4 separate regions of the Homo sapiens genome follow, and all the other regions are linked to region 1. Evidence: chromatin loops called from intact Hi-C (ENCODE). Cell type or tissue: HepG2. All regions are shown on one strand.

Region 1 (5,000 bases):
CATATGGGTGTATGCTAGGAATCACTGCAAGTTTAGAGGACTGCTGAAAGAAACACGAGATTAGGACTCTAATGATCTTAAGTTCTTTGACCAAAGCTCATGCATTAAGTCATGGAAGACTTTTTACAAAATTTCCTGTGCTGCTAACTCCAATTCAAGATTTTCTTGAAACTAATAAATGTTTACCATATATTTAATAATTAAAGACAAAAGAAATGACAATGTGGTTTATATTCTGTCACTGATACCACACTACATGTGAATAATATAAATTTGAAGCTCCAATAGAAAGAAAAAGCATATTTGTGATTAGGTAGACATGCATGAGAACTTCTGTTGAAATTAAACCTTTTTATACTTCTAAACAATACTAAAGATTTTACAAATATTTATAAATCAGTATTCAGAAGATTTTAATTGTAATTGACAGTTTTATATAAATTGGCTGCACAAACTACATGAAAAACATGAAGAATGCTTTGTTGATATTGATTGATTAGGAGTTGATTTTTAATTTACACAATAGTCTGAATTCAATGTTAATAACCGGTTGACTTAACAGTTAGTGAGTTTACTTAACTTGGGGAGCTATAGTTTTAAAGGTATATGATTTTGCTTCAAAGTCTAAACAATTCTTTTTAAAAAACAAACCAGTTTTGTCAATGTGCATATGAATATTAAACAAAAATAATGTTTTGGTACTCAAATTATTGGAAAAGTTTTAAAATGTATTTGGAACAACTTGAGCATGTGAATCTACTTTTCAATTGTAAATTGTAAGTAATCTCAGCACAGATCAAGTATTTCTGATGAAAATATTGTGTCTGAATTGAGTTGTCCTTTAAGTGTAAAATATACACTGTATTTCAGGGTGGGTGCAGTGGCTCATGCCTGTAATCCTAGCACTTTGGGAGGCCATGGAGGGTGGATCACTTGAGCTCAGGAGTTTGAGTCCAGCCTGGCCAACATGGTGAAACCCCATCTCTACCGAAAATACAAAAATTAGCTGGGCGTGGTGGTGGGCATCTGTAATCCCAGTTACTTGGGATGCTGAGGCAGGAGAATTGTTTGAATCCAGAAGACGGAGGTTGCAGTGAGTCGAGATCATGCCTCTGCACTCCAGCCTGGGTGACAGAGGGAGACTCCATCTCAAAAACAAACAAACAAACAAACAAACAAAAAAACCTATCTATCTATCTATCCATCTGTCTATCTATCTATCCATCCATCCATCAACTTTCTATCTATCTAGATATACATACTGAATTTCAAAGACAAAAAATGTGAAGTATATCATAATAAATATTTTATATCAGTCAAATGTTGAAATGATAATATTTTGGGTATACTTGATTAAATAAATATACTATTAAAATTATTTTTACTTGTTACCTTTTACCTTTTTAATGTAGCTACTAGAAAACTTTCAGTTATGTTTCTGTTGGACAACACCACTGTAGACAACTCATATTTTGACATTGTATTAACTTCTTTAATATTATTTAACTTTTCAAGGTGCCTGACTCACGTTCCCTATCAGACTAAATTCTACTTGAGATCAGGAATCATGTTCTTCTTTTCTCACTTAGCCAGCTATTATTGAGAGCTTACACAGAAGACAGAAAGGTACATTTAAGGCCCATTTCTTGCACTCAAAGAACTCATAGTTTAATAGGAAAAGATATGTAAATAAATAATCAAAATATGGAGACATAAGAACTTAAAGATCATAAAGACATAAAGAGCATAAAGACATAAGAGCTTAAAGCTTCAAAGCACCATGGCTCTTGAAAAGAAGGAAGACTAAAGCATCCACCATAGCATTCTAGCAAGCAGACTGCTATGTCGTTACTTAAATGGCTTTGAGACTAATGTAACAAATGGAATTTAAATCCTTGATTGTACAATGGAGTCAGAGTAGTAGAAAAATGCTAGTGGGAAAGAAATAGTCATAAAAAATTGAAGGTGAAGTAAGAAGTATGAAAGAAAATGAATTAAATTATGTTCAGTGTGTTTGGATGGAAGTCTTGGTTTCATGCGAAATTCATGCTGAGAATAAAGGAATGTGTTTCCATGCGATAACACAAACTCTTAGCTTTGTTGCACAGTTTAGAAGTAACCAAAAGCAGGAATGAGAAAATATTCATCTTATCATATCTGCCAGTTTTAAAGATACTGTTTACCATGCAGTGGTGTTTGAAGCAAGACCATCTGTGTAAACAGAAATGTAGAGAAAGCAAGCAGTTCTCTGAAGTGCTAAGACTAAGGACTCTTATTGCTTCTGCTTTGGCGCCCTCAAGTGGCCAATTGAAATGAGTAATTCAAGGTATTGTATAATATTGTATTGCGCTTATTTGCAGTTATGCACCATCCTTGCATTAATTGGCTTTTCCCAACTATGTCACTAATAGATGGCCCCATTGAAGATGAAGCCTTTGGTAAGTTGTTTCAGAGAATTTTCCTTTCCAAATAAAGGAAGAAACCACCATTTTGTAAGTGGATGCTTATTTTAGGCAATACAAGGCCTAGACATAGTGATGAAGTACTGGCCCCGGGGTGTTTTGAGAGAAAGACAGAAATAAATCATCCGTCTTTCGAAAATTCTCTACAAATATTTCTATACCATAAGAGACGACTTGGAATCTTCCGATGTCCAGAGTGTCCCTTAGATGGTAAGGCTTACTGATGAGAGAAGGGGCCGCCTTCTATATCTTTATTTAGTTCTTTAAATGTCCTCTGGGCTGTAGAGATGAGCATCATGAGTCGCTGATGAAGGCTGTCCAGTAGCCAAGCTAAATGTGCTCCATCTAGTCACTGCGCCAAGAATGGGCCTATTATGACACATACTAGTATATTATGTGACCCAATAAAAAGTCTCCATTATTAAAGGTCATAGTAAATGGATATACTTCAGTACAAGAAATGAAAGCAACAGTCATTCTTTTAGGAACAATCAGCTGATTTCAGGAAAGTTTTTATGCCATATTTTTAATTTTTGACAAAGCATAAATGATGACACTTTGGTGTGATGAGTAAAACTTTGCATTTATTGTCATACCTGTCTTATGAAAGTCATGAACTATTAATGAACTTAATAGTTGATTATTTCATTAACTTTGACACAATCCTGTAAGGTAGGGCAATTGTAATTCCTTCTGTAGGTTTTCATATTCTTAGTTTATTAGGAGAGGAACCGTCAGGACTTAGAAATAAAAATAAAGACTTGGTAGTTGGTATTTGGCAGGAGAAACAATTCTGAGTAATCAACTGGGAATTAACAGATGCAGAATCTAAGCACATTAAAAATAAAAATTCTAAAAGATTCACTGTAGAGCCAGATGATATTTTATCTATTGTCTGATATGTTTTCAATATTCTAAAACATAACATCGTGATATAAAAGGACTTCTCATTAAAGATGACAAAGGAGAAAGAATAACAATGACATGCCAGGATTCTGCTATCTGATAGTTCTGAAGAGCACTTTCCATAATATTAATGTACTTTTGTTGTTGTGAGAAGAATCTAATATTGATTTTTGAAATGAGACATTTCTTTATTGTGGAATTTAGAGTGTAGTTTAAAGAATTTTTTCCATGGAAAGAAACCCTTCATTGCACTTGATTTGAGGGTTTCTTTAATTATTATTATTGTGGATGAAAAACCTTTCAAATAGGCAGACCTCATGTAAGCATATTGGATTTGAATGAAATTGTAGCACCAAGTATCAGAAATTTATTATTAAGAATAATAATTTTGATAATAATTATTAATAAAAATTCTTAATAATATTATTTATCGAACTTATATTTATTAAATGTCTATAATGTATAACTGCCAACTCCCATATAATGTCTTGAAATAAAAACCAACTAGGAATAAGCTGTCCTGGAGGCTTATATTTACACACTTCTTCAAACAATAATCTTGGTGTCTGTGAGCACCTGGTGTCTTACTGTAGTGTAAGGTAGGTAGGAAAGGTCTGTTTTCTTTAATGTTTAGGGTTTGTGATGCATAAATAAAATAATGCATGTAAAAGGCATTTTTGAAATGCTAGAATTCTAATTTCTAGTTGTAGTTCTTTTTTTTTTTTATTGTATATTACTAGACTAGCCAAACCAGCAAATTCAGACAATGGTATCTGTTTGATTATAATATGCTTCCATATAACAACAAACAACTAATCATTTGTTGGTCTATATCAGAGGGAAAAAAGATGATCAAGTTGATAATCTCTGGTTAGCTCACACTGTTATTTAAGGAAAGACCTTTCGTCTTATCATATTTTATCCTCACTGGAGCAAATGTTTGTGTCTTTTTTATTTGTACAGATTTATGGGGTACTTGTGAAATGCTCTTGCATGTATATAAGACAGAGTGATCAAGTCAAAGTACAGTAAATTTTTGTTAACTATAGTCACCCTACTCTGCAATCAAACACTGTATTTAATCCTTCTATTTAACTGTATGTTTGCACTTTTAAGCCACTTCTCTTCATCCTCCTCCCCATTTTTACCAGTCTCTGTTATCTTTCCACTCTCTACCTCCATGTAATCAAATTTATTAGCTCCCACATATAAGTGAGAACATGTGATATTTGTCTTTTTGTGCATAGATTATTTCACTTAAGATAATGGCCTCCAGTTCCATCCATGTTGCTGCAAATAGCATGATTTCATTCTTTTTTATGGTCATATAATATTCTATTGTGTATATATACCACATTTTCTTTATCCATTCATCCACTGATGGATGCTTAGGTTGATTTCATATCTCTGCTATTGTGAATAATACTGCAATAAACATGCAAGTGCAGGTATCCCTTTCATGAGTTTATTTCTTTTTGCTTGGGTAGAAACCAAGTAGTGGCATTGCTGGGTCAAATGGTAATTCTATTTTTAGATTTTGAGAAATCTCCATGCTGCTTTCCACAGGGGATGTACTGGTTTACATTCCTACCAACAGTGTATAAGGGTTTCCTTTTCTCCACATCCTCACCA
Region 2 (5,000 bases), 84 kb before region 1:
TTAAAAGTTTAGAGCCATTCATTTATCTGTTTGTTTACAAAAACGCTTATTGAGTGCCTTCTATGCATAATGAACTATGCTGGGTGACGTCTAATGCAGAGTCTTTCTCAACCAGGTGTCCAGGAGAGAACTGAGCTTTCATAACCTAGTGCGTCTATTATATGTAATGAGTTAACATTTTTCCTAGGCATCTAGAATGGTACAAGTTATGTACCTTCCTTGAGGAAATTAGGAAAATTATCACGTAAATAAGTTTCTGGGTTGTATGGCCAGGTAGGAAGTCCACCTGAGAAAGTCTAGGAGGCAGGGAGAAAAACCAAAAATATATACTAATTAAAATAGAAGATAAAATGAAATAAATGCAAAATAAGCAAAATATAAAATGGAACGGAAGGAAAATTACTCCTAACAAGACGATCAGAACAAATAAATTACTGAAGGGAATCTTGAATCATGAAAATCATTGCCCTTTTTTTTTTTTCTTTCCCCTCTTTAAAATGTGCAACCTATTGTATTATGTCCTGGGATTGTTTCAGGGGTGAAATGGTCAAGAAGCTTATGTGGTTTCTGGAGAAGTGGTAAGGGCAATTGAGGGGTACACTAGCAAATTACTGTGTGAATTCAGAGTGGGAAGGCAGATGCCTTCAGAAATTCCTTTGCTACTGTGAAAAAAAGTAAATGTCATAATTTATTTTCTCCTCATACTATGAAAACCAATATCTATTTCGCTCTAAGAGTTAGGAAAATTCCATAGAAAACTTTTTTAAAGCCCTAAGAATAGGATAGCAGAAGGGAAAACTCAGGGGCGACATTAGAGATTGTGACACCCCAGAGAAAGACATGCATTAGTGACCCGAGTTCTAAACACACCTAAGTAGTTATTTATTTTTAAGGACTAGTGCTAATCTTTTTAACTAAACTTTTTTGTTTTTTCTTTTTCTTTGAGACAAGGTCTTGTTCTGTTGCCTAGCCTGGAGTGTAGTGGCATGACCATAGCTCACTGCAGCCTGAAACTCCTGGGCTCAAATGATTCTCCCATAAATTAGAAGCATTTTAAATAAGTAGGCGGTGGGCCGGGCGCGGTGGCTGACGCCTGTAATCCCAGCACTTTGGGAGGCTGAGGCGCGTGGATCACGAGGTCAGAGATCACGATCATCCTGGACAACATGGTGAAACCCTGTCTCTACAAAAAAATTAGCTGGGCGTGATGGAATGTGCCTGTAGTCCCAGCTACTTGGGAGGCTGAGGCAGGAGAATCGCTTCAACCCGGGAGGCGGAGGTTGCAGTGAGCTGAGATCGCACCACTGCACTCCAGTCTGGTGACAGAGCAAGGCTCCGTCTCAAAATAAATAAATAAATAAATGAACATTTAAAAAAATAAATAAATAAGTAGATGGTGAATTGGAGAAGGGTATGGTATAATGCTAGTGGATTTCTCTACTGAAAAATTAATTTTCTAGGACAAGGCATATAAGATCATATTCTTTCTTTCTAGATAAACTAACATTTACATAAAAGTCACACAGTCTCAGAAGATGGATGCACAAGCAATGTCCAGTGTCAACACCATCTTCCTGAGAGACCGCAATAAAGAAAGGAGAATCCCTAGCCAAAGAAGGTAGTTGAGGGTAACAGTTTCTCACTACTACAGGGAATACAGGGGATAGTGACAGAGTCATTCTGAGAATCTCTTGGCAACAAGGAGCTTGTCACTTTCGAGACCAAAGGGAAGAGGGAAGAGGACAGTAACAGTTCCCGCCCTTCCTCAGATGCCCGTATACAGGAACAGCACTAGTAACTTCATATAAAATGCTGTGCAGTCGTTGAGTTGGACCAGTCAACTTGCATTTAATGCCCATTGACTTTAATTGCTTGACTGCAAACTCTGATGAACAAAGAAATAATATATTATTCCACATAGGCTTTACCTGGAACTAAGGGGTGGGTAAGGAGTGCGGAAGTGGTTCCTAAGGCCTTAGGAGGGCATCGTCTCAGAAACCCGTGAATCTTGACAATTCTAGCAGTACAAAGAGAACGTCACATTTCCCGTTAGCAATTCATTCCTGAGAAGGTGGTGTACAGTAGATTCGTGATAATGCTTTTTGGCACGCTGATAAATATGTTTTTACTTAAAATTATTTCTACTAAGATTGCTAACACTGATATTATCCCTTGAGATTTTATCTTCAGTTTCCTTTGCACAGTTGTCACTCTGAAGGCTCTGCTGTGTGGAGTCAGCGTGCGAGGCATCTACAGCCTGCTGATTCCTTAGACTCTTGCTGGTATTCTTGTCTTGTTCCTGGAAGATTTTCCTGCCATGTTCATGAGCTTGAAAACTTTTCAAAAGCTCAGGATGTCAGTAAACTCGCCGTTTTCTGTTTCTATTGCACTTAATATTCCTTTTCATTTACTTCATTGGATTTCCACCAGAGGGCACAATAAGCCTAGCTAATCCACAGTTTAGAGCTATTCAGTACACGAAGTGTAACTTTCTGGACTTGTTTACGGTGGTTCTAATTTCATTACTCCAAGGTGTTGTGGTTAAGAGTGGGGTGTCTGAGGCCAAACTGAGTTTGGATCCCAGCTCTGCTATTTGCTAGCTCTGTGATCTTGGAGAATTCCTTAATTTCCTTTCTGAGTAAGTGTTCTTCTTGTAAAATGAGCATACCAATCTTCCTTTTGGGCTGCTGCGAGGATTACATGAGTTTAGACACATATCCAAAGTACTTGGAATATGTCTGGCATATAATAAAGCACTAAGGATAAATGATCTCAAATTTTAAGAAAATGACAGTTTTACTTACCTGGGAGTTACTTGGAAAGCATCAAAGAGTTGAAAGCTACTAAATAGAGAGAGTGTTAGGCGTGTGGCAAGGGCTACTTAATGTACATCATTTCTATCCAAGAGATATATGAGGAAGAAGTCTATGTTCATTTGCTCACTGATTCATCCCAAGTGCTAGAACAGTGCCTAACACATGGTAGGTGCTCAATAAATATGTTTTAAATGAATGGAAGATAACTTTATTAACTCATGTATACAGGTAAGAAAAATGGAGACTCAGGAAGTTGATAAAAGTTGCCCAGGGTCATACAAGTAAGTGAAATATGTTGTACTTTCACCCAAATCTATCTAATTGCAGACCAACTTTCTTTTGACAGGGTTGAAGAAAATGAACTTTTGGTTGACTCTCATAAGTGAACTGCCTGGCTGAGTTTTTCTGTTAGGAGTGAGACTGTAAGGTATTCTTTTTAGTAAGGCTTTAAGAAGATTGTTTCACCAAGATTTCAATGGTAGTTTGAAAAAAAAATAACTTAACATTAGTTACTTTCAATCAAGTCTAACAAATATTCGTAAATCATATTTTCCCTTAGGCATTTTGAAGTCTATTTTCCATAACCGAATGGAATAAGCAAAATATAAAGGAAAAAAAATCTTCATAAAGCTGCTTACATTTAAATTCACATTTTCTGAGAGCTCAATGGCTGATTCACAGTTCATGCTCAGCATGTTTGTTGAATGCCTGTGTATGAGAGGGAAAGAAAACAAATAACTATAGCCAAAATCTTCTAGTCCTTCAGTATATGATGAGCAGGCTGCTGACCAGCAGCTTCGGTGTCACCTGGAAACTTACCAGAAATGGAATCCCATCCCATGGCTATTGCATCAGAATTGGCATTTTAATAATGTCCCCAGGTAATTTATATGCATATTAAGGTTGGGGAAACTCTGCTCTAGCCGATATGGTTAACTGTGGAAAACAAATGATTGATTCCTATCAACTAATAAATCACATCACATTGAGAATGTTTCAAAAGCAAGAAATTAGAAGGAAATTTATGCTGGGCACCATAAAACTCCAAAATATTTTTTGGGGAGGGGTTGAGTGAAACTCTGAGAGAATGTGTTAAAAAATGAAACTGCAAATGGATGTGTTTATTCTTTTTAGAGACTTATACCCATCATGCCCATTTAGAAGAAGTTTTTTCAATTTTACAAATTGATTTCTTGCGTGGATTTACTTGTATGAAAGGTTTGATTTCCCTTTATTTATGGGCTTACATAGCCTGAAGTCATTTTATTGTCATATTATCCTTACACTGTGCGTGAATCATCAAAATGTTTTTCTTGAATCCAAGGCGGAGGTGGGGAGCCAGGCTAAAATGTATGAGACTGTCATTCTCTGTGACAGATGTCTCATGTCAAGTTATAAAATATTTCTGTCTATGAAAAGACAAAGAAATCTGCAGTGATATATACAAGGTTTAGTTACATGGAAATATATTGAAAAACATTTCTGCTTAATATACTATACTATATATAATACATGTATACATATATTATACATGCATGCATATATGCATATTTTGTATATGTAGACATCTATAGCTATCATTTTAGTGGTTTATATGTAATATCATTAAATACAAATCATTTTTATAAAATGTGTTATGCCTTTTCATGTCTTTTCACAAGTTTATAGTCACCAAAATATAATTTTTTATAATAAAAATAGATATTTGTCTTTGTAAATAGTTAAAATTTGTTTTTCAAATTTTATTTTTTTTTGTAGAGACAAAGTCTCCCTATGTTGCCGAGGCTGGTGTTGAATTCCTGGACTCAAGTGATTCTCCTGCCTTACCCTCCCAAAGTGCTAGGATTACAGGCATAAGCCACAGCTCCTGGCCTACTTTTAAAAATTATACCAGAGTATTAGTACCTGCATATCTTGGTAGAGTTTTTTTTGGTGTTCACTCATATCTGTATAGTCCAGTACAACTAAAAATTATTAATAAACTAGCAATAACAATAGTAATAAAGTGATTTCCTCCAATGATTTACAAATTTTCCTTCATCTACACATGATTTTTCATCTGAAAAACTGAACTTTTTCTTTTTAAAATATGACCTGGTTACTGCATTTTAGCCATCACTTGTGCCTCTGTGACTTGAAACTGACTCATCTGTAATATATAGAATATTTTGGTTAGATCATCTC
Region 3 (5,000 bases), 310 kb after region 1:
TAACTCATTGAAATTTAGTTATGATGTTTGTTTATATGTAAAAATACCAACATGTTATATTGTTATTTATCAAATTACATGAATTCATTCATGTCTTTACATCATTGCAAGTAACTTTTCTTGGGTTCCAATTGTTCTGGGTTTCAGTGAAATAATATACTTGCTTAAACATATACTAATTTAAAATGCAATCAGGTATTGCTTAACAATGAAGATACATTCTGAGAAATGTATTATTAGGCAGTTTTGTCATTGTGCGTACATCATAGAGGGTACTTACACAAGCCTAGATGGCATAGCCTACTACACACCTTGGCTATGTGTTAATAGCCTTTTACTCCTAGGCTATCAACCTGAATAGCATTTTACTGTACTGAACACTGTAGGCAATTGTACTACAATGTTAAATATTTGTGTGTCTAAACATATCTAAACATAAAAAGTACAGTAAAAATACAGTATTATAATTTCATGGGACCACAGTTGTATATGTGGTCCATCATTGGCTGAAATGTTATGTGATATATGCTTATACTGGGGGAACGGATTGAGAATGTAAACAGAATATCTTTTCCAATTTCCCCAAAGACACAACATATCTATGACAAAGATATAATAATTGTAACAAAAAATATGAGTTTATTTTAAAATCAAGAGTCTCTATTTTACTTCTTTGCTCTTCCTAAGATTTCTCATCATGTTGCTTTTTCAAAATCTCACTTCCCATTTATGAGTATTTGAAATATAAGTCTTCCTCTTTTAAGATGTCTTAAACCTCATTACCTTCTGGTGATTTGAGAAGTAACTGGTTAAAGACAAAAGAAAGTGATGGGTCTGTGTAAAAATTAGAACTTAAGTCCTACCTACAAACATTTAAATTAAAATGTTTTCTTGGAAGGTTGCAGGATGAAGGAAAATACATTTGGGGCCCAGATTCTGCCTACATGCCACTACTTGGCAATCCATGTTTTTTATTTGTGTAGGCTCTTGGGTGATGATGTTTAAGAACTGGAAAAATGGTATCATATTCAGGAGAAATAGTTATGCAAAGGGTGGATGATGATATGGAGGTCAGAGGGGAGAACTAGATAGTGGCTGCCAAAGTTGTCTGGTTAGAGAAGTAAAATGGTACCTTAGATAGGCAGGCTCAGAGGGTAGAAATATACAACCAAGTTTGGTTGGTTAAACTGAGGAAGCATATGAATTAGTAAGAAACTGATAAAAAAAACTAAGATGTCTAAGATGGTTTGGAGAACTCCATGATTGGCTGCCTCAAGAAAGCTATGGCCCCTTCCCTGTCCTTGCACTATCGATCTTTTGATCCAGAAGTCCTCAGACTTTTGATCCAGTCCTCAGAAAAGTGCAAAAGTGGGCCTTGAACACTTTGTTCATTTTGAAATAAATGGAGGAGGCAGCATCTCTTGGTGGTCAAGTGTTTGGCTGTAGTCCCAAATAGAAATAGGAGCAAATCTTGACCCCCTTTGAATGCAGTGTATCGAACATAGCATACAACTAATGAGAACTACTGATCTCATTATTATTGGGACCGTGCTGCTATTCTCATTGTTACTGGGACTGTTTAAATTTTTAGAGCTTAGTAGTTAACATTGTAGCTGGTGCAGCAGATGACTGGGGCACAGTGCAGACCATGCCCCTCAGCTCTGAGGCCCTCATTCCCAGCTCTCCAAATGTTGCCTGCTGAAGACTCACAGCTGAGCCTCTCCCCAGGACTGGTCCTCAGCCCCGGGGATCTGCCTTTCTCAAGTTATACCTCCTCCCAGGGCCACCCCATATCCAGCAACTGGCCAATACCTGGATGCAAAGTCCCAGCCCCTTGCCTTCATTTTGGACATCTCTGAAAGACTCTCCTAGCTTCAGCTGCATAATTGCATGAGTCCAGCATCTCCCTGTGTCCTAATTCTGCTTCTCCACACTTAAAGTTTTTAGTTCTTGAGAGCACATGCTAAAAAACCTCCTGCTGACAAAATTCCTTCTAGAATTTGTTTCCCTGTTATCCTGACCTGTGACACATGATATAATAATAATACCAAGGCAGATGCAAATATAGACATGTGAAAGGAAAATTATTCTGTGGATTCATAGGTGAGCCAGTTCCCATAAACATTTCCTGCTCTGTTGAGGAGGCTCAAGTAGTAGTAAGATGGGCTGAGAATGAGGATAGACAAGGTTGAAGAACTGGAGATAGGCGGTCAAGATGTCCGTGGATAGGAGAACTCTTTATAGTTTGTAGCTCGGGAAGATAACTGAGCATCATGGCCTAGCTTGGAGGTGCTCTATTGACCAGCTGGATTCTGGCCATATCGTTTTTAATATAGTACGGGGGAAAGGGAGTAAGGAGGGTTTCATTTGACTTTGGCACTTGCTTGCTGAGATACCCATTTCTGACACGGTTTCCTCATCTGTGAGTTGGGAATTGCGTCTACATTGCCTATCTCCAGATAGGTTGTGATATGTAAAGTTATTCTGGAAACCCCAATGGGCAATTTGGACGTGAGAGTAGAATGAAGTGATTGAAGGTATGGGCTTTTGAGTCAGACAGATATCCATGCTCCACGTTTAGTGTCTTGTGTCACCTCAAGGGAGTTGATGAACCTCGTTTGCTCCAGTCTCTTTACATGTAAAATTGGTGAGGGTGGAGGATATTTTCTCATACGGTTATTGCAAAGTTTTAATTAGATAATATGTGTAGTAAATATATGCAACATATGCCTGCCACATACATTCTAAATAGAAGATAGATTTCTATTATTATTAAAAGTAACCTTTAAAATTATTCATTACTATACGAATAAACTTGAGCATGTGAGGTTGGATTGACACTCAGGAAATTTATTTGTGACATCCACCAGCTGCTGTCTCATGTGGAAACCCCTGCAGCTGCCGCGGTGGCCACAGGTTCTGGAGTCCAGTAGATCTTCTATTATGAGGAGGGTCACTAACGCCACGCTAGATCTGAAGCAGCGGAAAGCAACAGCACCACCTGGTGCTCTGTGCAGGATTAACCACTGAGTGCAGGTCTTCCAAGTGGCTAATTGAATTACATGGTGGGGGTTGAATTTGAGATTGCAATTTCTAACACTGGCTCTTTAAACTCTGTGATTTGACCTTATTTCTCAGGTTCACTCTTTTAGGTGCTTGCTGTTTTTCATTTCATCTCCATCTGAGATTTATGAGTTTTGTTGTTAAAATTGTAGCTCTCTTTACGTCTTGTCAAGGGGACAGGTAGTATAAAATATAGGTGAAATTGTGTCAAATTATTGTATCCGTGCTGGATACTGACAAAATAATATATAAATATATAATATAAATATGTAAATATATAAATATAAGTATTTATATGAGAGAGGGAGAGAGAGAAGGAACATTTAGATCACAGGGTGAGACTAAGAAATAATATTAGCAGTAATTTGAAATGCAAAATCCCAAAATGTGAAAATGTAAAATTGTAAAATCCTGAACCTACTTAAGATAAAGAGCAGTAATTTGATGAAAAGCAACGACCAAACTTTGAAAGCACTCTCTGAGAACAGTCATGTTTGTTTGAGAGAACTGTGGGTTTTTTAAAAGTCTGGATTAAATATTGGACATAAAATATACGAACACTGTGACCAGCTTTTCTCCCCCCTTTTCCCCATTCCACACCAAACAATGTATTTTGAATTGTTGAAACTCTTGGTATTGGAATACAGTTTCAGGTTAAAATAAAGTGGTTCTATGAAGGTAGTATTTCAGGACATTTTTCAAGACTCCCTTTCTTTCTGGTGCCCTGGTATTGCTAAGAGCTCATAACAGGAAAATATTTCATAGTTTTGGTGGCTTTCTTGCAAAAGCAGGAGACGCCACATTTTACAGGAGGGAGCTGGCTACATGTGGCAAGTTTGTCCAGCCTCAGCTTGAAGTCCTTCTCAAGGCTTCTGTGTGTGCTCTCTGATTGGAAATAACCTTTCATCCAAGAGATCAGTTGTCTTCATGTTTTCATTAACATGCACCTTTATATGTAATTCAGTAGGAAAACTCTTAGATGTGAAGGCAGCATTTTCTCCTTAGCTTCCATTGTAGCAAACAGTAGGAGGGTAGGCTTTCATGTTTTCCACAAGAATAATCTTTAATCATGTAGAAGTGATATTTTTTAAATATACTAATATATTTCATGTCACTGTTCTGAACTTTTCTTTGCATTTACAAAACTTGGACTGTGATGTAATTCTTTTTGATTCCTGTTTCCCTGATGGACTCTCAGGGACCAAACCCATCCTCTCAGATTGCATCCACAGCTGGTCAGCAGAACGGCTGGTACATGTGAGGGGCACAGTGGAATTCATTAAATTAGTGAATCAAATAATCAGCAAATTGATCTGGTCAAAATTAGATTAGGGTAAGAGTCTGACTACTAAATACTGTTCATTATTCTGTAACTCTTCAGCCTTCATTCCAGTTTCTAGATTTCTGGCGTATTTCCTCACCCCCACTATTCTTTAGCTTCCTTGTTCACATCCGAGTTAATGGTCTTCTCTGTGTACGTGGCAGGTTATTTGTGAGAATCCAAATGAGAAATGTATACAAAACATGAATAAGTTCAAGTGCTGTACAGATACAAGGTAAAAGGTATTTTCATTACTTTACTATCCGATCATTGTCTCCTGCAACATTATATCCACAAATAGAGGAAGGAAAAGGTGTCAGGAAAAAATCCACAAAAGTTCTGCTTGAAACTGTTCAAATGTGGTCTTGATTTAGAACTAAAAGGTTTGAAGTGCCACAATAAGCTGTGCTGTTTTTCCTCCCACTGTATTGATTGCTTTGTGCTCTCTATTGTGATTATTACTCTCTGAGTGCACATCTCCATCCCTGCACTTCTGTGTGATTCACACAACCCTTTATCCGAAAGTCTAAGGACCCCAGCTTTGTTTTCAAACTCAGAATCTTTTGGATTTTAGAAACGTGATACGGTGCACATACTATTTATTATGGTTCACTCT
Region 4 (5,000 bases), 160 kb before region 1:
CCTGTTGTTTCTAGTCCACACCGAGAGTTTTCGGTGTTTTGCCCTAAAGCACTGCTCAGCTTTAGGGAGCAATTGTCATTGGACAATTCTTATTCTTATTCTTGTTCTGGGCTACTAAAACCTTCGGCATTATCCTCTGTCCTCTATGATGCTGTAGAATTCCCAAACCTATGCTACACAGACACACACCCCTCCCACCCAATGCTCACCTGTTCCAAATGCTCAGTTACTGGTCTGTCCCTTTCAAGACCTTGGACATTGATTTACTGGGGTGAAAGGGCAAAAACAAAGTCAAATATAAATCCGGTAGCTTGATTTTAGCAATTGAAGGAATGATATTATCGGTAACAATGTAAATTTAGCAAAATCTGTATTAGATTCTGACACATTGTATCTTATTAGCTCTCAATCGGGGAAAATTAATGGAAAACAGACTATGAATAGAATTAACCAAAAATCAAAATGACATTTTGTTTAAAGAGTAAGGTAATCATATGTGTGTGTGTGTATATACATATATATATAATATTAAGGCATTTAATCATATATCTCAGAAATATTCAGTAATTCAGATTATGTAAGGATGAAGTCAGAATATTTAACAATATCCACTTTTGGGAGTCTGATTTACTATATAATTTTATTTAAAAATTATTCTCTTCCCTTTGACATGGGCTTGCCCATCATTTAAAAATGGTATTGCTCTTTTATACTTTAAATATTCTCACATAGTTGAATATAAGATCTCCTGTGAAATGTTTCCCCAGAAAAATTTATTCTTTTCTTCAACTGATTGAATTTCCCTTGACAAAATTAAATGTTCTGTTACATTACAGCCTCACTGTGAGGAATGAAGAAAGAGGGGAAAATGCGGGAAGACCCACACACACTACAAAAATGGAGAGTATCCAGGTCCTAGAGGAATGGTGAGTGTGAGAACCACATAGCTATTGTTTCTTGCATTTATATGCCATTTACATCAACTGCGTGCCTCAGTATTACCCCTTGCTTCATGGTACTCTTCAAAATGATTTTGGGAAGTGAATGCAAATTCAATCTGGAAGATCTTATTTTGTCATTGCTGTTGCTTTTCAGCAATTTTTCTATTAGCTATGTTAAGTTATTGGCTAAAACATGATCTAAATTTACTTTTCTCTTTAAAAAAAATAAAGATTGTCTTATGAATTAGCACCCAAAATTGCCCTAATTCATTACTTCTCATTTCTGAGAATTCAAGTTTTTCTCTTTATAAGAGAAGTGTCTAAACACACACACAAATGATATGGAATGTCCAAGTGAGTGAGGAAGGGCACCCAGCGACTCCTGGTTCCTTTTCTACCAGAGCAGACTCTCCCCACGTGCTGCCTCCCAAACGAGAGGTACCTATGGACTAAAATCAAAATACAAATAGTCCAGTCATATAATTGTAAGTGCTTTCTTTTTCTGCTTTTTATGAGAAGGTTTTAATGATGCTTCATGGTCATTTTTAAGCTTTTTAAAATTAAAAATTGTTTTAAGTGAATGAGGAAGTGCAGAGATTATGGAATAGTAACAATCTATTTGAAATACCTGGTTAAAAAGGTAAATACATATATATTTACCTTTATATATGTATTTACCTTTTTATGTGTATATGTATTTACCATATATATGTTTATATATATGTTTATATATATATGTTTTTATATATATGTTTATATATATGTTTATATATATATGTTTTTATATATATATGTTTATATATATATATAAACATACTTCTTTGGCCAAATGTCTTTTAGATTGGAAAATTATTAAGTAAATCATTGAATAGGAAAGGAAGATCAGAATCATTTTAACCATAAGACTCTCCAAGTTTCTGTCTTCTACTTCTTTAATGTATAAGCAAGTGGATTAATTACTAGTGGTTTTTGCAGTCACCTAGTCACTAAAAGATCTGTATATAGTTTTAAATTCCCCAATGTCAGTGTCATTATAGAAGCACTCTGCTTCCAATTATGATAACTCCATTCATGACTAACAATTCGTACATTAACTTTTCGTAGGAAAAAAACCTTTTTTTTTTTTAGAGGCAGGATCTCATTTTGTTGCCTAGCCAGGAGTGCAATGGGATGGTAATAGCTCACTGTAACCTGAAGCTCCTGTCTCAAGTGATTCTCCTGCCTCAACTCCCAAATAGCTGGGACTACAGGCACATGCCAGCACACCCAGCTAATTTTTTAATTTTTTTTTTGCAGAGACAGGATCTTGCTATGTTTCCCAGGCTGACCTCAAACTCCTGGACTCAAGAGATCCTCCCACCTCAGCCTCCCAAAGCACTGGGATTATAGGCATGAACCACCATGCCCAACAGAAAAATTATTAAAGTTTAGGAAAATATGTGACAAGTGCACACAGTGTATTCTTATTTTAAATCAAGTGACAGATGAAAAAAATGGCCACCAGAGATGAGAAAAAAAAACTGTATCTTATGGCTGGAAAATTGAAATCCTGATTAGAGGCAAAGAAAAAATTCATGTTGTCCTTAGTCACTTACAGACAGTTTCTATCAACTTGCAACACATTGTTAAAGTTTGAACATTTCCAAGCTTCATTAGGAATGTACGATGACTGCATGCATATTATGTTTAGGCCCCTTGCTGTTTGAATGCTTGTCTCCCTACATGTCTCTTATGCCTGTGTGAATTTTTGTCAAAACCCTGAAATAACTGACGTAGTCCTGACAGATACTTATTTGGCACATCAGGCTGGACTGAGTGGCAAAATACTGACCACTAGATGGCAGCAAATTGATAGAATTTCTATCTGCTCCTCTCCTTACCTGGTCTAGCATTCACTGGTCACAAAGTTCCCTTTGATCACGGCCCCGTTCTGTCTCTGCAGCCAAAACCCCACTGCAGAGGAAGTCTTGTCCTGGTCTCAAAATTTTGACAAGATGATGAAGGCCCCAGCAGGAAGAAACCTTTTCAGAGAGTTCCTCCGAACAGAATACAGTGAAGAGAACCTACTTTTCTGGCTTGCTTGTGAAGACTTAAAGAAGGAGCAGAACAAAAAAGTAATTGAAGAAAAGGCTAGGATGATATATGAAGATTACATTTCTATACTATCACCAAAAGAGGTAAAAATCTGGAAAACATTGAGGTGGGCTTCCTAAGACCAAGGATAACCGTCAAGGGATGGCTGTCCACATTGGGTAGGGCATGGGGTGTGGAGAGGGTAGAAGATTTCACTGGGTAGATAATTCAGCTTCTGTTGGGAGAATTTCCTTGAACACATGTTTGAAGGCTAGGTTTCCCTACTATGCTTTGACTGTTTATCTCTAGCTGACTTGTGTGGTAGTTCACTTGCTTTTCAGAACTAACACTAAGGAGCCTGCTTAAACACAATTTGCTGTGACAAACGAAAATGGAAAGAGAGAATGTATTTTAGGGTGGTATTTCGCAAAGCATGACCCCTAGATCATGTGAATGAGAATCACCTGGAGCATTTGTTTAAAAAACAAATTCTTAAGGCCTAACCAGGACTTCTGAATCTGAATTTTTGGAAATAGGACCCAGAAATCTGCACTTTTAACAAGTTTTCCACATACATACTAGTTGGAAAACCTCTGGTATAGGTACTCAAAAAAAAGAAATCTGACATGTTTGTTGATGTTTATGATTGACTCTTTACAGAAATGAAAAATGATCCTTGACCACTAATATTCTTAGGTGGGAAATGGAAATTATATTACTTATTCTAGGTTTTCTGTTATTGAAAGTGCAAGTGTCTTTCCCATTGCCAAAATGTACCTAATCAATAAGCAATACTTCTAGCAACCAAATAGCACTTTTCCATTGACTGTTTAAAACTTAATTTGTTCTTGAGAAATGTTCCAGCTAACAGAGTTAAAAGCATTTGGTGAAAGAGTGGTTAATAATGTGGCCAGGCCCTTGGAGCCCTGTGTGATGGAGCTCCAGAGGGCTTCAAAGCACTTAGAGAACATAGAGGTTCCTAGAATGTCTTCTCTTTTCCATCCCAGCCTCTTTTTGTCTTTTTTGTTTCTCCTAAACAACTGTGATTTTTACCTTTGCATTTAAATGGCATGCCCCTCTCTTGTGCACCTGAACATTTATGGGCTACAGTCATCTGTTCCTCCTCCAATACCTGGCATGGTCCCAGGCTGCCTTACACTCCTTGCTTTGAGATCTATAAAAGGAATTAGTGTCTATTTTATTAACCTCTAAGTTTGGAATGCTACATAAACGATTTCACTTCTAATAAGATATACAGTACCTAAGTTATATAGTTTTTTTTAATTAGTTAGGTTAAAATGCCATTGGTATTCCAGAGTGCTCCAGGACTATTGTCTCTACAAAATGAGAAACCTTCTAGAATTAGACGCACAAAGGATTGATTTATTTTTTTATTTCCTACATGAACATGAAAAATGTATTCATAAAAGCAAGGTGGGGAGAATTTAATAAATGTAATACAGTGTGACATCAGTAATAAATATGTAGCCTCAACACATTTGTTACTGATGTCACACTGTATTTCTAACACCGGTATAATTCTGCATCTTAAAACTGCATTCTTCAGGCTTTTAGCCTGCCTCGAATTTTAGTATCTAAACAACTCTACTTGTATTTTATCAGTATAATAATTTTATGCTAATTTTTATTATTTTAAAGTTATTGCACATAGCAAATAAACCAGATGATCCAAATGTGCCCAAATATGTGCTTCTTTTGCCTGTAATTATACAAAATGAGAGTCCTTGGGAAGATTATCAAGCCCATTTCTGCCCCCAAAGTATGTAAGATGTGACATCTTAAAGTGATAGTTGTCTAGATTACTTAGTCCATTCCTTTGTGCTATATTTGTAGCATCTTAAAATGATGACTGTTCCATTCTTTTTCAGTGTTAGGAGAAAAAATATTCTCCATACTATGTCCCTTATTTTTACAGTTTCTGTTCTTTAATGTTTAGTTTTTTATGTAAAACATTTTCTTATTATC

Evidence for each region. Peaks named below come from ENCODE experiments on the same cell type or tissue, not always from the same donor. Only the 100,000 strongest peaks of a DNase experiment are listed, where the experiment ranks them.
Region 2: a loop joins it to region 1, with 16 times the contacts of the local background. A loop is called at or near these places in 82 of 110 quality-filtered maps.
Region 3: it touches region 1 in a loop (14-fold over the local background); 6 of 110 quality-filtered maps call a loop at or near these places.
Region 4: it touches region 1 in a loop (11-fold over the local background); 87 of 110 quality-filtered maps call a loop at or near these places.

Annotation. Positions count from the first base shown.
Region 1 is chr6:152,861,355-152,866,354 of GRCh38, reverse strand. All of the region lies in intron 1 of LINC02840 (long intergenic non-protein coding RNA 2840), which reads left to right. It overlaps LOC124901439 (a long non-coding RNA gene), which reads right to left and starts at 2,775. Exons shown (of 2, transcript XR_007059821.1): 1 at 2,624-2,775. RefSeq lists an enhancer at 2,196-2,245. In HepG2, a CTCF peak has its summit at 2,292 (motif pointing left); a DNase peak (open chromatin) is centred at 2,284.
Region 2 is chr6:152,945,806-152,950,805 of GRCh38, reverse strand. No RefSeq gene overlaps it. Among named protein-coding and RNA genes, the nearest start is that of FBXO5, 35 kb to the left of the region's middle. In HepG2, a CTCF peak has its summit at 2,441 (motif pointing right); a DNase peak (open chromatin) is centred at 2,435; H3K27me3 peaks cover 541 bases.
Region 3 is chr6:152,550,784-152,555,783 of GRCh38, reverse strand. All of the region lies in intron 3 of SYNE1 (spectrin repeat containing nuclear envelope protein 1), which reads left to right. Among named protein-coding and RNA genes, the nearest start is that of SYNE1, 84 kb to the left of the region's middle. In HepG2, a CTCF peak has its summit at 3,007 (motif pointing left); a DNase peak (open chromatin) is centred at 2,993.
Region 4 is chr6:153,022,380-153,027,379 of GRCh38, reverse strand. It overlaps RGS17 (regulator of G protein signaling 17), which reads left to right. Exons shown (of 5, transcript NM_012419.5): 3 at 837-926; 4 at 2,884-3,118. Among named protein-coding and RNA genes, the nearest start is that of MTRF1L, 22 kb to the right of the region's middle. In HepG2, a CTCF peak has its summit at 2,777 (motif pointing right); a DNase peak (open chromatin) is centred at 2,779; H3K27me3 peaks cover 652 bases.